Linked DNA regions of Homo sapiens: region 1 is linked to region 2. Evidence: read pairs that join two places in POLR2A ChIA-PET (ENCODE). Cell type or tissue: PC-3. All regions are shown on one strand. Each heading gives the region's core, and the rest is flanking DNA. Links, peaks and the distances in the headings are about the cores only.

Region 1 (8,334 bases), core at 157-8,156, 270 kb before region 2:
TAAAAAAAAATTATTACAGCCATGAACAGAGATTAAAACAAAAATAGTCGCTTTCAGTGACCCAAGTGGGAGGTATCTAGACTAAAACAATCTTCTAGTCTTCTGCCCAAGATGGCCTGCTGGCCTCCAGGCAAACAGTTTTGATTTAGTTTTGATTGAATTGTTTAATTACTGATGATACAATGCCCACATGCATGATATTGACTCTATAAATTATGAGGTTGGCCAAAGATATAGCCAAGGCATTTTTAAGGAAGCTGTAACTGATGATGCTTGATGGTGTGTTCTACATTTTCTCCCTATGTATATCAGATTAGTTGACCCCTATATAAGCTGACCTCTTTATCCTCTAGGTTATGACACACTAATCTTCCAGGATATAACAGAAAATAAAGTGTAAAAGCAAAATACTCTAGGCAATTATTTAACCCATTTCTTCTTTGCCCTGAGAATACTGGCAGGTGGCGCATGCAGGTACAGCATTTACCAAGACCATTCATGGATTCCTTCTTTTTCTTTACATTTTTTTTTTTTTTAGAGGAGTTTCACTATTGTCACCTATGCTGGAGTGCAATGGTGCCATCTCAGCTCACTGCAACCTCCGACTTCTGAGTTCAAGCAATTCTCCCATCTCAGACTCCTGAGAAGCTGGGATTACAGGTGCACACCACCACACCCAGCTAATTTTTGCATTTTTATTAGAGATGGGGTTTCACCACATTGGCCAGGTTGGTCTCAAACTCCTGAGCTCAGGTGATCCATCTGCCTCATCCTCCCAAAGTGCTGGGATTACAGGTGTGTGCCACCGCACCTGGGCGGATTTTTTTTTTTTTTCAGATCATTTGATATCTGTTTTCGACTTTCTGTTCAACCAAGCTGTCCCAACTGCATCAGTCCTATTTTGATGTAATTCTCTGAAAAGCATTTCAGGGTAACATTAAGACTGTAACCTCTGAGTTGACCTCAGAGTAAAAAATATAGCTGCAAGTGCTGCCAGAGAGTATTATCAGGGCAAATGGGAAATGTGTTAGTTAATTAAAGGTCTCTTTCACTGTTACTGGAGGCCACTAGAACTTAGATTTAAGTATAGTAGTATAATTCTAGTATGTGTAAATCAAGATTCTTTAATAAAGCATCACCAGCCTTAGCAGTTTTTGTCTAGGGTAGCTGAAAAGAACTAGTACATTCCTTTGCACAGTTTGGAGGGAGAGGCAGGTCTGCATTAATGGCTGGACAGCAGGTCTTTGCCTGGGTAACATGGATCCCCTTTGGGAACTGTCACCCCTATGTGTGTTATACCCATCCAGAGCACTGCCGACTCTCTACAATGCAAGTTTCCATTCACTGTTCACTCCTAGAGAGACGTATCCAAGCTACATGCTCAAAGAAATGATAAAGCTAGTTTTCTGGGATCACCACTGGTGCTTTTCCAGTAATTACTGGCAGGTAGGGGTTGCTCCTGCTCCCAAGATCCACTCTCCAGACACCCAGAGTCCATAAACCTTTCACCTAACGAGAACTTTCAATCTTCTGCCTTCTATATCTATTATGTCATTCTTATTGCTTCATTATTTTTTCCTTTAGTTTTCTATAGTTGTATATTTTCCTCACTTCAAGTAAAAAAAAAAAACATGGCTTTGAAGGGAAGCATCACATTCAGACCTTGTCTTTCTGGTCTTCAAATCAGCTCCTGCAATAAACACTGAGTTAGCTGTGTTCTGAATGGCCTCTTGACAGCGTCTTTACTCACTCATCAGTTAGAGTTGTGAAAGCTGCAGCTAGTGTCTCATCTTTGTATTTGTGGCTCCCTTTACAGCACCTGGAACATGGTAGGGTATCAAAACATGCTTACTAAATGTTGGGATCAATCAGATTTTATAATAGTAAACAATAATATTTGATTAAGTAATTATATAATCTTATCCATTGATGCTTTGTAAATAGCATGTTTGAATCAAAGGAATTTCTATTTCACAATGGATATGAGAAGGAAAAAAATAATCCACAAAAAGAACACAACAAAGAATGATCCATTTTACATTTGTTCTGATTAAGGTTATCTTTCATTCCATGATAAAATCCACAATGATAATATTGTTAAAAACTGAGCAAATTACTTTCAACCAGATACTGTCTAAACATTAACTTTTGTTATGAAAAGTATTCCTGGTATTTACTTTGTAAAATGAGAGCACATTTGGCTTCCATTTCAGAGGTGGTTAATAAAGGCTACAGGGTTAGATAACATGTTGAGGGTCACTCATCTAGAAAGGCATATAACCTGTCTGTAACTTAGCCACTGGGTCCTGAGCCTTTAGCTTTTTGCTATTGTACACAAAAATGCTGAAATCTTTTTTGTTTTTTTTGGTTTTTTTTTTGAGACAGGGTCTCACTCCATTGCTCAGGCTGGAGTACAGTGGCTCAATCTCAGCTAACTGCATCCTCAACTTTCTGGGCTCAGATAATTCTCCTGCCTCAGTCTTCCCACCTCAGTCTTTTGAGTAGCTGGGACTACAGGCACAGGCCACCACACCTGAATAATTTTTGCATTTTTTGTAGAGACAGGCTTTCGCCATGTTGTCCAGGCTGGTCTCCAACTCCTGGGCTCAAGTGATCTGCCTGTGTTGGCCTCACAAAGTGTTGAGATTACAGGTGTGAGCCACTGCACCTGACTGAAATCTTCTTAATATAACAATTCAGTAGAAGACAAAACTGGGAGAGTGAAAGACCACACCAACAATGGGCAACTATCCTTACCCTGCTCCTCAATAACATCCCAAATCATACCTTGCACATTCCCCCCAAGCTTTTCTCTGCTGGTAGACAAGGTTTCAGTCTCTGCTCTTAAGACAAGCAATGTGATTTTGGCAATAATGAACTTTCTATAAGAAAGCCAGGCACCATAAAAACAGCTTTTCCTCCACAGACATAGTTGTACTTTTTCCTTTATTTCTGAGACAGAGTTTCCCTCTTGTTGCCCAGGCCGGAATGCAATGGCGTGATCTCAGCTCACTGCAACCTGTGCCTCCCAGGTTCAAGCAATTCTCCTGCCTCAGGCTCCCAAGTAGCTGGGATTATAGGCATGTGCCACCACACCCGGCTAATTTTGTATTTTGAGTAGAGATGGGGTTTCACCTTGTTGGCCAGGCTGGTATCGAACTCCTGACCTCAGGTGATCCACTTGCTTCCACCTCCCAAAGTGCTGGGATTATAGGCCACTGTGCACAGCCACTTTTTCCTTTCATCTGCTAAACCCATCTGTCACTAATCTAGATAATTTCATCCCAGATGATAGGATTTTATGTTAATATCATTAATTCCATTTTCTGAGGAAATTTTCTCCTAAGACTAAAGTCACACGCAGTTTCTGTTATCTGGCTAGAACCACTCAAGGGAGCAGAAGACTATAAAAACACAAATACTGGTGATTTCTGAGTTCCAGATACTCTGTCACTAGTTGTGAGATGGATGCAATGAAGCAGCACTTTCCTTCTGGGGTGCAGCAGGCCTGGGATTCAACAGACCAGGCTCTAGGACTCCAGAGGCTACCAACCCTGAGCCCAGGCCATTGTGTGCCTTGTCTGCTCCCTTGTATGTTATTGCACACATACACCCAAATTCTGCAATACTTTAAATTTAGCAATTCAACAGTAGATGACAAAACTGGGAGAGTGAAAGACCACAGTAAGAACTGGGGGCCGGGCACGGTGCCTCACACCTGTAATCCCAGCACTTTGGGAGGCCGAGGCGGGCAGATCACGAGGTCAGGAGACTAAGACCATCTTGGCTAACACAGCGAAACCCTGTCTCTACTAAAAAAAAAAAAAATACAAAAAAAAATTAGCCAGGTGTGGTGGCACGTGCCTGTAGTCCCAGCTACTCCAGAGGCTGAGGCAGGAGAATCACTTGAACCCGGGAGGTGTAGGTTGCAGTGAGCGGAGATCGCACCATTGCACTTTAGCCTGGGAGACACAGCGAGATTCCGTCTCAAAAAAAAACAAAAGAAAATAAAAATTGGGCAAAAAAAAAACAAAAGAAAACAAAAATTGGGCAACGACCACCCTGGGCAACATGGAGAAACCCCATCTTTAGAAAAACTACAAACAGAAATTAGCCAGGCATGGGGGCACACGCTCGTTTTCCCAGCTACTTTGGAGCTACTCTGGAGGCTGAGAGGGGAGCCTGCAGCTCGAGGCTGTCAAGAGCATGCCACTGCATTCCCACCTGATCTACAGAGAAAAACCCGGTTAAAAAAAAAAAAAAGCCGAGGCATCACATTACCTAACTTCAACTTCAAACTATTCTGTAAGGATACAATTATCCTAAGCAAATTAATGCAGAAACAAATATTGCATGTTCGTCTCACTTATAAGTGGGAGCTAAACCTGGTGTACGGGGACATAAAGATGAGAATAGACAACTGGGGACTCCAAAAGGAGGGAAGGAGGGACATAGGGAGGTAAAGACTGAAAAACTTCGCACTGGGGACTATGTTCACTCTCTAGGTGATGGGGTCAATAGAAGCCTCAGCATCACGCAATACATTTTTGTTACAAACCTACACATGTCCCTCTGAATCTAAAATTAAAATGTAAAAAGGTCAACATATCACAGAATAATAATATAATGAAACACCACAAAAATGATCTTTTGATTTAAAAAATGGGCAACTACTCTGGCCTCCTCCTTAGTAACATCCCCATCTTTAGGCATCTGACAAGCATTGCTCTGGGGCAGAAACGAATCCAGTCTGCTCCAGTACTAGCAATGCATTTGGAGGCAATAATGAACGTTCTAACCAGGGTCCCCCAAAACAGCTTTCCTTGCACAAGAAGTCAGTACTTTTTCTTTTCAATTTCTAAAGCAAAGTGTTTAACTAGATAACTTCATCCCAGATGATAGGACTTTACGTGAATCTCATTAATTCCATGTCTTGATGTAATTTGCTCCTAAGATTAAGGTTCCCACCCACCTCCCTGTAATCTAATTTGGACCGCTCATGAGACCAGAAGAGTATAAAAACGCAAAAGATGTTGATTTCTGAATCCCAGATACCCGGTGTCAGCTGGTGAAAGAAGGACGCGATGAAGTTGCTGTCTCCCCTCGGAGTTTGGCAGGCCCGGGATTCCACAAAGGAGTAGGCGCGGCCAGCCGCCTCCAGCCCTGAGCTCAGTAAATTCGGTGTCCTGAATGCTCCCTTCCTGTCCTTACCACTGCGAGCTCTCTTGGGACAGCTTTCTAGGTTCCACTGCGACCTACTTTCCGCTCCCTGAGTGCTTCTTTGCTGAAACTGCAGGCGAAAAGATCTCTTTCCCAGACCGCAGCGCACTTTGAGAAGGGGCTCAAAGTCGCCCGCTCTGAATCCGGCACCGGCAAATAGGAGTAGCCGCAGGCGCCCTCTGGAGAGCTGGAGACTGCAGAGGGTCCCAACGGACGCCTGCCCCCGCAGCATCCCTCTCAACTCGCCCCTTGCTTCGTGGACAGACGACTGGGGCCGGAGACGTCCGTCCGAGGAGACCTTTCAGAGTGTCAGCCTACTACTGTCCCGCCGAAGCCACCAACCGAAGTTCCAAGACTGCTGGCTGCAGATTGCATGCGCTTGAGGGCAGACGCCCTAAGAAGGTGTCCACCGCCGCCTTTGATGTCCTGAGCCCTGAGATTTTCTCTGAGATCCTTCCATTGACGATCGTCTTGTAACAGATGATGTTACAGTAACACCTGAGTTCTCTCAAACGCGATGGAAGAAGTTTTGCCTTCAAATCAGTTTGTGCCATTTTCTTTCCCCTTCTCAATAAAATTGTACACAAATGTGGCCGGGCGCGGTGGCTTACGCCGGTAATCCCAGCAATTTGGGAGGCCCAGTCGGGTGGATCACTTGAGGTCAGAAGTTCGAGAACAGCCTGACCAACATGGTGAAACCCCGTCGCTACTAAAAATACAAAATAAGCCAGGCATGGTGACGCATGCCTGTAATCCCAACTACTCGGGAGGCTGAGGCAGGAGAATCGCTTGAACCCTGAGGCAGAGGTTGCAGTGAGCCGAGATGGTGTCATTGCACTCCAGCCTGGGCAACAAGAGCAAAACTCTGTCTCAAAAATATAAAATAAAATAAAATAGGACACAAATGTTAAATTTCTGTTACCTGGGTTCCTGCTGATGAAGGTAAGGACGGGGCATAGGAGCGGGGCGGCTGGTTGCTGGTGCCAGGACTGGCACGGGACTCTGGGTCGCCTAGGTTTGCTGATTGCAGGGCAGAAGTAGTGTGTCTTATCCAGAGACTGGAGGGAAGGATCAGCCAGGAGTTGTGCATGGCAGGTGACTCACAGGCTGGGCCTACAGGAAATGTGGTTAACAGGCAGCAGGCCTGAGAACTTAGTGCAGGAAATTCTCTTGTTCCAAGTCCCTGGAACTTTTCCCTCTGAGGGTTTGCACTGTTATATCTTGAGAGCTTGCTAAACTCACTCATGAGTGCTGGAACTTTTCTTTTAGACTCCTTAAGATTTTCTACATAGACTCATATTCTGCAGGTATGGATATTTTCATTGTTTCGCTTCCAATTTTTATGATTTTTAACACATTTTCTCACCTTATTGCACTGGCAAACAATTCCAGTACATTGTTGAATAGAAATGGTGAGAGTGGATATTTGTGCCTTGTTCCTGATTCCATGGGAAAAACGTTGAGTCTGTCATTATTACATACCACGTTTGCTATAGGTTTTTGTAGATTTTTTTTGGTTGAGGAAATTCCCTCTGTTCCCATGATGCTGAGAGTTGGTTTTTAAATTTTAAATCATAAATGGTATAGATTTTAAGTGCTTTTTGTGCATCATTTGATAGGATTATACGGTGTTTCTCATCTAGGCTATCAATAAGGCAAATTATATTATTTGACTTTCGAGCATTAAACTAGCCCTCCATCTGGAATAATCTTACTTGGGCGTGGTATTGTTCTTTATTTTTTTTGAGACGGAGTCTCGCTCTGTCGCCCAGGCTGGAGTGCAGTGGTGCGGTCTCGGCTCACTGCAAGCTCCGCCTTCCGGGTTGACGCCATTCTCCTGCCTCAGCCTCCCAAGTAGCTGGGACTACAGGCACCCACTACCACCCCCGGCTAATTTTTTGTATTTTTTTTTTTTAGTAGAGACAGGGTATCACTGTGTTAGCCAAAATGGTCTCGATCTCCTAACCTCGTGATCCGCCGGCCTCGGCCTCCCAAAGTGCTGGGATTACAGGCGTGAACCACTGCGCCTGGCCCAAGGCATGGTATTGTTCTTTAACATATATTTCTGACTGCCATTTGTTAGTATTTTGGTGAGGATTTCTGCATCTATGCTTAGGTGCAATATTGGTCAGTAGCTTTCTCTTAGCGTACTGTGTGTGCCAGGAAAGTGCTGATCTCATAAAATAAATTGGGAAGTATTCCATATTCTTTTATTTACTAGAATAAGTCATGTAGAATTCATCTTATTTATTCTTTAAATATTTGGTAAAAAATAGTCAATGAAATTGTAAGAAACTCTAGGTTTGTTTTTTGGAAGATTTTTTGACCATGAATTCAATATCATTAACGATGACTGTGGATCTTGCAGGGTTGATCCATTCTATCTAACTTGTTGAATTTATGAGTATAGAGTTGGTTTTAGATCATTTAAAAAAGTTACCATTGTGGGCCAGGTGGGGTGGCTCACTCCTGTAATCCCAGCACTTTGGGTGGCCAAGGTGAGTGAATCACTTGAGGCCCGGAGTTCAAGACCAGCCTGGCCAACATAGCAAAACCCCATCTCTACTAAAAATACAAAAAATTAGCCAGGCGTGGTGGTGCACGCCTGTAATCCCAGCTACACAGGAGGCTGAATCACAAGAATCACTTGAACCCAGGAGGTGGAGGTTGCAGTGAGCCAAGATCAGGCCACTGCATGCCAACCTGGGCGACAGAGCAAGAATTTTTTCAAAAAAAAAAAAAAAAAGTTATCATCGTGAATACATTGATCAATATAAAGACACTGCTAGCTAACATCAGTTTGCCTCACTAGATCTGTTTACCAGTCTTCAGCCAGCTCTATCTTGCAAGAAGTAACCGTTATGGACTGCACTGGAGAGCTACTTTTGCCTCTGGGCTTCTGTTTGAGTTTAGGCCCTGAAAGACACCAGCTGTTCAGAGATATGGAGTAGTAATTTATTACCTTGCTTTGTTCCCCCTGGAGCTCAGGGTATTGAATTATTTTAAGTAAAGTCAAAAATAGTCTGGCTATGGTGGCACATGCTTGCAATCACAGCACTTTGGGAGGCCAAGGCAGGAGGATCCCTGGAGGTCAGGAGTTCAAAACCAACTTGG
Region 2 (8,299 bases), core at 300-8,299:
AAATTAAAAAAAATGGCTACTCTCAAATGTCCTTCAAAAAGTGTTACTGCTTTGTGGTTTACATTATATCACCTTTCACAAATTGTGTTTTACTTCTTGTTTGCTTGTTTTTGTTTTGTTTTGTTTTGTTTTGAGACGGAGTCTTGCTCTGTTGCCCAGGCTGGAGTGTAGTCTTGCGATCTTGGCTCACTGCAAGCTCCACCTCCCGGGTTCACGCCATTCTCCTGCCTCAGCCTCCCGAGTAGCTGGGACTACAGGTGCCAGCCACCACGCATGGCTGATTTTTTGTATTTTTAGTAGAGACGGGGTTTTACTGTGTTAGCCAGGATGGTCTCGATCTTCTGACCTTGTGATCCGCCCGCCTCGACCTCCCAAAGTGCTGGGATTACAGGCATGAGCTTCCGCGCCCGGCCTGCTTGTTTTTACTACTACTATTTATTTGGTGCCTACCATATCCTAGGTTGCACTACATACTAGGGAATATTGAAAATATGAAGATAAATCAGCAGGTCAGTCTCAGAGAGGCTAAACATAATGAGAATATAAATTTATACTCTGTCGGTTCAAAGTGTGAGCAGAGTTCAGTGGAAATACTGAGATGGAGCAATTAACTCTGGGTAAGTAAAGAAAAGAAAATACCGCCGGGCGGGGTGGCTCTATGCCTGTAGTCCCATCACTTTGGGAGGCCCAGGAGTTCAAGACCAGCCTGTGCAACATATTGAGACCTTGTCTTTACTAAAATTTTTTAAAAATTAGCCAGGAGGGGTGGTGCGTTCCTGTAGTCCCAGTTACTTGGGAAGCTTAAGGGAGAAGGATTGCTTGAGCCCAGGGATCAAGGCTGTAGTGAGCCATGATTGTGCCGCTGCACTCCAGCATGGGTGACAGAGTGAGACCCTGCCTCAAAAAAAAAAAAAAAAAAAAAATAGGTTGGGGGAGAAAAAAAGAAAATCCAAGAAAGTAAATTAGGAGGGTCTTGAAGGCTGAATAAGAAACGAGCAAGTGCTAGTCCTGGCCTCCCTGGTGCAGCGCACTCCCTGCCTGCTGCAGCCTGACTCGGCCCCCCAGTCTCCCAAGGCCACTCCCCCAGGTATGGCACAGGGCCTCGCCTCACTAAGGCAGCAGCACAGCACACTTGACTTCATGCTTGGCACCAAAGCTGATGGTGAGACCATTCTAAAAGGCCTCCAGTCCATTTTCCAGGATCAGGGGATGGTGGAGTTGGTGCACACCTGGAAGGACCATGGCTATTTAGCAACATGCACAAACAAGAACGGCAGCTTTGCCAATTTGAGAATTTACCCACATGGATTGTGTTGCTGGATCTTCAGAGTTACAATGGTGATGCACAAGGCAAAGAAGAGATCGACGGTATTTTGAACAAAGCGGAATTGAGTCAGGACAGTACTGGGCGGGTAAAACAATTACCACCTAAGTTCGAGGAGGAGCCATCAACAGATATTGGCCCATTACCTATGGGCGCCTGGTTGAATATGACATAGATTGAGGTGGTGTATGATGAAGATTCATCTTATCAAAATATAAAAATTCTACACTCGAAGCAGTTTGGAAATATTCTCATCCTGAGTGGGGATGTTAATTTGGCAGAGAGTGATTTGGCATATACCTGGGACATCATGGGAAGTGGCAAAGATTACACTGGCAAAGATGTACTCATTCTGGGAGAGAGAGATGGGGGCATATTGTGTGAAATAGTCAAACTAAAACCAAAGATGGTCACTATGGTAGAGCTTGACCAAATGGTGATCAATAGATGAAAGAAATATATGCGAAAAACGTGTGGCGATGTCTTAGACAATCTTAAAGGAGACTGCTATCAGGTTCTAATAGAAGACTGTATTCCGGTACTGAAGAGGTACACCAAAGAAGGGAGATAATTTTATTATGTGATTAATGATTTAACAGCTGTTCCAATCTCCATGTCTCCAGAAGAAGATTCCACATGGGAGTTTCTCAGACTGAATCTTGACCTCTCAATGAAAGTATTGAAACAGGATGGGAAATACTTTACACAGGGGAACTGTGTCAATCTGACGGAAGCGCTGTTGCTCTATGAAGAACAGCTGGAGAATTCTTCATAGAACAGTTGCTCTATGAAGAATTGTTCTGCGGAATTCTCAAAGGAGATCGTCTGTGTCCCTTCATACTTGGAATTGTGGGTATTGTACACTCTTTGGAAGAAAGCTAAACCTTAAAGATGAATAGCCCCTAACCACATGTGTTGCAAATAGCCTTCCTGACCTCCATATGCTGTACATGACATCAGAATGAGTCAGGCAATTGATTGTGAATTCCTCAAAGTTTTCCTTTTTTTAAACTATTATTTTTAATTTTAAAAAGCAAATGGAAAATCTGTATTTTGATGAGCTTATGGTGTTATTTTTTTGAAAGTCAGCTGAAGGATGGTTAGACAGCACAGCGAAGACTGCTGAATGCACTGACCCCCCCTGGAATGTGATTTTTGTTCCTTTTTATTTCAATGTGGGCTTTTGTTTTTGTTTTTGTTTTGGTAGATCTTCAGTTTGAATGTTTGGAGGAATGAACATCGTTGTTTTGTGCTGAAGGAAAGATCTTGATGGTGTTTCTTTCCCCAATAATTGACTTAGATATTAAAATTTGGTGCTTTCAAGAGAGAGTTAAAAAAATGAATAGGAATTGCTTCAATTAAATTACAAAAGAGAGAAAAAAAAAGAAAAAAGCAAGTGTGGTTGTGTGCAGTGGCTCATGCCTGTAATCCCAACACTTTGGGAGGCCGACGCGGGCAGATCACAAGGTCAGGAGTTCGAGAACAGCCTGACCAATATGGTGAAACCCTGTCTCTATTAAAAATACAAAAATTAGCCGGGCGTGGTGGCAGACACCTGTAGTCCCAGCTACTCGGGAGGCTGAGGCAGGAGAATCGCTTGAACCAGGAAGTGGAGGTTGCAGTGAGCCGAGATCACGCCACTGCATTCCAGCCTGGGCGACAGGGCAGGACTCTGTCTCAAAAAAAAGAAAAAAAAAAGAAAAAAGAAAAGAGCAAATGTGTTCCAGTTAGGGGAAACTGGGTATGTAGAGCCACATGGGCATGAAAGGACATGTTATGATAGGGGAAATAAAACTTAAGGAATAAATGGTATAATTGAAGCAGATCTCAGAACTTTCCTTGAGGCTGGATATTTAACTGCAAGTCTTTGATCTTTGGGGGAAAGGGACTAGAGATGGTTGGAATCCTGGGTAAACACTGACCTTTTAGTATTCTAGAGGTGAGATTTAATTCACTGCTAATTAGTGTTGGTTTTGGCTCCCCTAGGGAAGTGTAAACATAAAGAAGGCAAGGAGCAGGAACTCGGGCAAAGGCAAGTCCATGGGTGTGTACATTTCCAGAACTACTTGGAGAAATTGAGAAGTGCAAAGAAGGTCTTGAAAATAGAACAGGAATTATGTCTCATGCTTTAAAATAAAGTAAATTCTGCTGGAAGCGACTAACACATCACACCCTAAAAATAAAAACAGAGGGAAAATGGAGCCTCTTTTACTGTTGGTGTGATCATTTTAACCTCAGCAGCCTTCCAAGGGAAAACCATAATCAGGTTGTTTTTATTGTCTGCAGGCTGGAGCAAATGCTGGTTTGTAAACATTGTAATGCCTCCAACTCAATAGCCTTAAGAATGTCTACCCGCATTTGAGGTATGCTTCACTGGGAGCCGTAAGAGTGTTGTGCAAAAGCAATGGGGCAGCTCATCAAACCCGCAGTGTTTCAGAAATTTTCCAGCTAGAGAGGTGCTCTGGTTTAGGGGCACATTGAACAAACTTGCCTTTGTTTCAGGAGAAAACACTGGAAAGGGTTTTGCTTTTTTTGTTTGGTTGCTTTTAAATTTTTGCCTTTTATTTTTCTTCATAGAACAGTTGTTTGTGGTGATTTTTTTTTTCAACCAAAAAAGGATGTTTATGAGAGAAGTATCTATTTCTGTATCTTCTGGTATCCATGCTACCTTTATTTATTTATTTTAATTTTATTTTATTTCTTTTGTTTTTTGAGACACAGAGTCTCGCTCTGTTGCCCAGGCTGGAGTGCAGTGGCGTGATGTCAGCTCACTGCAAACTCCACCTCCCAGGTCCAAGTGATCCTCCCACCAAAGCCTCCAGAGTAGCTGGGATTATAGGCGCCACCACGCCCAGCTAATTTTTGTATTTTTAATAGAGATGGGGTTTCACCACGTTAGCCAGGCTGGGCTCGAACTCTTGACATCAAGTGATCCATCCACCTGGGCCTCCCAAAGTGCTGGGATTACAGGCATAAGTCACCACACCCGGCCCCGTGCTACCTTTAAAAACATCTGAACAATTCAAATCAATTCAGCCAGTGGTTACAGACTCTTCCCTGGTGCCCAGAATCTGAAATGAGTAAGATTGAGGACTTGCCCCACAGAAACGCACATTACAGTGGGGAGGACAAGTATGTACACAGTAACTGAAACACCAGACAGGATTTGAAGATGTTGGAAATACCAGAGGAAAAGCTGAATTCCGCTTAGGGTATTAGAAAGAGAAGAGAACCAGAGGGGAGGGGAAGGGAGGAGAGAGGAAGGGAGGAGAGGGGAGGGGAGGAGAGGGGAAAATTTAAGCTGAATTTGAATAATAGGTAGAATTTCAACCATTAGATCGTTGTGGTAAGAAAAGGAATAAAATTAATCTCTTGTAAAACAAGAATTTAAAACAAATTTTGTGCTCAGTAACAAAGTAAAACCAGTTTTTATTATTTATTTATCCATTCCATAAACATATATTGAGTATCTATGAGGTGCCAGGCACTGTTTAGAGATAGAGATGCATAAAATATCTTCCCTGCCCTCAGGTGAAGAGAGATGTGCACATAAAAACTTATACTACAGAGAGTCAATTATCAACAGAGGGGTGCATAAAATACTCTGGGGCACCACGGACTGGAGGGAGTCAGAGACTTCACAGAGGGACAGAGACTTGGAGGTTCAGCGGGGTATGGGTTGAGGAAAACATTATATGCAGGGGGAATGTCATGCATTGTCATGTACAAAGACATAGAAGCATGAAACTGCATGGGATTGTAGGCGAGCCAAGGGGAAATTTCCCTTCACCCTCTGCAGGTTCACTGAAAAGTCACTGACATGAAGCAGATTAATAGGAGAAAAGGCATGCAAATTTGTTTAACATGTATGCACGGAGGCTTCAGAATTAAGACCCAACCCCCCAGTGAGGTACAGAAGCTTATCTACCATCACATCTTGATGTTACAGAAAGAATGGGGACTTGGAGCTGGGTGTGGTAGCTCACGCCTGTAATCCCAGCACTTTGGGAGGCCAAGGCAGGCGGATCACTTGAGGTCGGGAGTTGGAGACCAGCCTGGCTAACATGGTGAAACCCCCATCTCTACACAAAATACAAAAATTAGCCAGGCATGATGGCAGGTGCCTGTAATCCCAGCTACTCAGGAGGCTGAGGCAGGAGAATCACTTGAACCCAGGAGGCAAAGGTTGCAGTGAGCCGAGATTGCGCCACTGTACTCTGGACTGGGTGATAGAGCGAGAACCTTTCTCAAAAAAGAAAAAGAAAAGAAAGAGGAAAGAAAGAAAGAAGACTTGGATCCTGGCAAAAGAGATTATGGGAGGGGGGTGGAAAGGAATTCTGTTAAGGGGCAATGAACCAATAGGGAACAGAGATTAACTTGTAAATAGGTCTCTTTGACAGTGAAAGGTTCTGGTCTGCTCAGTTGTGGTTACATTCTTACTCTTGTAGTGGGGAAGAAAAAACAGTTGTTTTCCTTGGGTCTGCATCTTAGGCAGATAGGAACTTCAGCTTTCCCAAAGAAGTTGTCTGTCTAAGATCCACACCCACCAAGGTCTTTGGGAACGACCATGGGGACTGGGGGGAATGTCAGTGAGACCTTGCGGTTTCTTCAGTTCAGCATGTCAATATATCATATTCTGGAATATTGGCTGCTAAGCCCCAACAGGATGTTTGTGAGACCTCAAGTACTTGGAGACATCTCAAATATAGGGCATATGGAGGGGGGTAAGTGGGAACAGGGGAGATGAGAAATGAAGCTAGAAATAAAGCCAAGAACTAGATCTTGAGGAGCTTTCTAGACCATGCAATGGAAATCTAATTTTATCCTACAGACATTTTAATGAAGGATTTTAAGCAGGACAGTACTGTGGTAAAATCTACATTTTGGAATAATCACACAAGTGGTTTGCTGGAGAATAAAATTGAGCTGGGAATAAAATTAAGATGGGAAGTAGGGAAGCCTGCTAGAAGGTTCTTAAAGCCACCTAGGCACAGAATGGGATTAAGACCCTTCATCAAACCACACATGCAACTCAAAATTCAAGCAAAGCTAACCATATAAGACTAACAAAAACAAAATTCGGATTTTTCTTAGGATGATTACCTAGATGCATTGAGAAATATATATATTGAATATAAAAGTATTTTAAGACTTTTATTTCCGCCTCTCTTGGATGCGCCTGGTCTGCTGGTGCCTTAAAGCATGTGCATCTCTACCTACTGTGGGATCCCAGGATGGAAATGTAAAAGGATTGGGGTGGTGTGGAAGTGGGAGGATCAACAGGATTGGGTGAGGGGAAGGTAGAGGACAGGAATGGCACCTAGGTTTCCTGCTTGGCCAACGGATCGCACATCATTTCTGGGTTTCTGTTCCTTATCCTTCCCAACACATGGCAGAGGTCTCCTCCCAGACAGGAATGGTCCCAACCTGTTCCTGTTGCAGAGGCCCTCTATCCTTTGAGCTTAGTCCAGGCTCCAATAGGGATTTTTAAATACTCTCACGTGAGGACCAAAAATAAATCCCTCCACAGTCTTTAAAATGCTCAGGACCAGAGTCAGCCTGTAACATACCATGGTTTCAGCACCGTCGTCATGAGGCTCCAGAAGCAACCCTGGGGCTCAGGAGAGGAGGGCTCAGCAGGACTCCCTCATTCCTTCCTCCCATCTCTAGTCCTCCTCCTTTTAGTGGCTCCTGTGTACAAAGATAACTCAGTCCCCTCAGTCACTCTGGGACTGTGGCTCAGTGACAAAAGCAGAAGATGCAGCCTGATAGAGACACCAACTCTAAACGTCTGGGAACAAGGCCCCAGGCAGCAGCTAAATATATCACTGCGATTGCTCCTGAATGTTCTAGAGCACCAAAGACTCTGTTAGGAAGCATATTCTCACCATGCACTTGGGTCTAGTGTTCATTGCACTGTTTCCTTTCAAGAGCCTCAAAGCCCTAACTTCAAGAGCAAACAAAAGCAAATTTAGAATGTGTACCAGATATATTCTCAATTATAGCTTCAGCTTCCCCTCTGTGTTCGCCCAGGTGCAGAGTAGAATATGGGCTCCCATATGTGCCATTTACTGTTTTTCATCAATATTTAAGCATCCACCTTTGCCAGAGGGTGTATTCAGGCAACTGGTAACTATGCCACCATTTCAACCACTTATTTGGTGCCTGATATCATTTTTTCTAAGTCCTCCTATTTCTGGATTCAAAACTTTGAAAAAAATCTCCATTTTCTTTCTTTCTTTTTTTCTTTCTTTCTTTCTTTCTTTCTTTCTTTCTTTCTTTCTTTCTTTCTTTCTTTCTTTCCTTCTTTTCTTCCTTTCTTTCTTTCTTGTTCTTTCTTGTTTCTTTTTCTTTCTTGTTTCCTTTCCTTTTCTTTTCTTTTCTTTTCTTTTCTTTTCTTTTCTTTTCTTTTCTTTTCTTTTCTAGTTGGAGTCTCATTCATTGTCACCCAGGCTGGAGCGCAGCGGCACGATCTTGGCTCGCTGCAACCTCCACCTCCCAGGTTCAAGTGATTCTCGTGCCTCAGCCTCCCAAGTAGCTGGGATTACCGGCATGCACCACCACATCTGGCTATTTTTTTTTTCTTTTTGAGACGGAGTCTCGCTCTGTCACCCAGGCTGGAGTGCCGTGGCACATTCTCTGCTCACTGTAACCTCCACTTCCCAGGTTCAAGTGATTCTCCTGCCTCAGCCTCCAGAGTAGCTGGGATTACAGGTGCCTGCCACCACGCCCGGCTTATTTTTGTATTTTTTTAGTAGAGCTTGGGTTTTGCCATATTGGCCAGGCTGGTCTTGAACTCCTGGCCTCAGGTGATCCACCCAGCTTGGCCTCCCAAAGTGCTGGGATTACAGGTGTGAGCCACTGCCCCGGCCAATTTTTGTATTTCTAGAAGAGATGGGTTTCACCATGTTGGCCAGGCTGGTCTCAAACTCCTGATCTCAAGTGATCTGCCTAACTCAGCCTCCTAAAGTGCTG

Evidence for each region. ChIA-PET counts read pairs that join two places held together with the same protein. Peaks named below come from ENCODE experiments on the same cell type or tissue, not always from the same donor. Only the 100,000 strongest peaks of a DNase experiment are listed, where the experiment ranks them.
Region 1: POLR2A ChIA-PET joins it to region 2 with 9 read pairs; 2 of 35 experiments call an interaction of 5 or more read pairs at or near these places.

Annotation. Positions count from the first base shown.
Region 1 is chr5:42,938,846-42,947,179 of GRCh38, forward strand. No RefSeq gene overlaps it. Among named protein-coding and RNA genes, the nearest start is that of FLJ32255, 50 kb to the right of the region's middle. In PC-3, for the core only: no CTCF peak of the experiment used is centred there; a DNase peak (open chromatin) is centred at 6,326; H3K27ac peaks cover 870 bases.
Region 2 is chr5:43,205,599-43,213,897 of GRCh38, forward strand. All of the region lies in intron 1 of NIM1K (NIM1 serine/threonine protein kinase), which reads left to right. It also overlaps the pseudogene LOC100419037. Among named protein-coding and RNA genes, the nearest start is that of NIM1K, 18 kb to the left of the region's middle. In PC-3, for the core only: no CTCF peak of the experiment used is centred there; a DNase peak (open chromatin) is centred at 3,663; H3K4me3 peaks cover 816 bases; H3K27ac peaks cover 969 bases.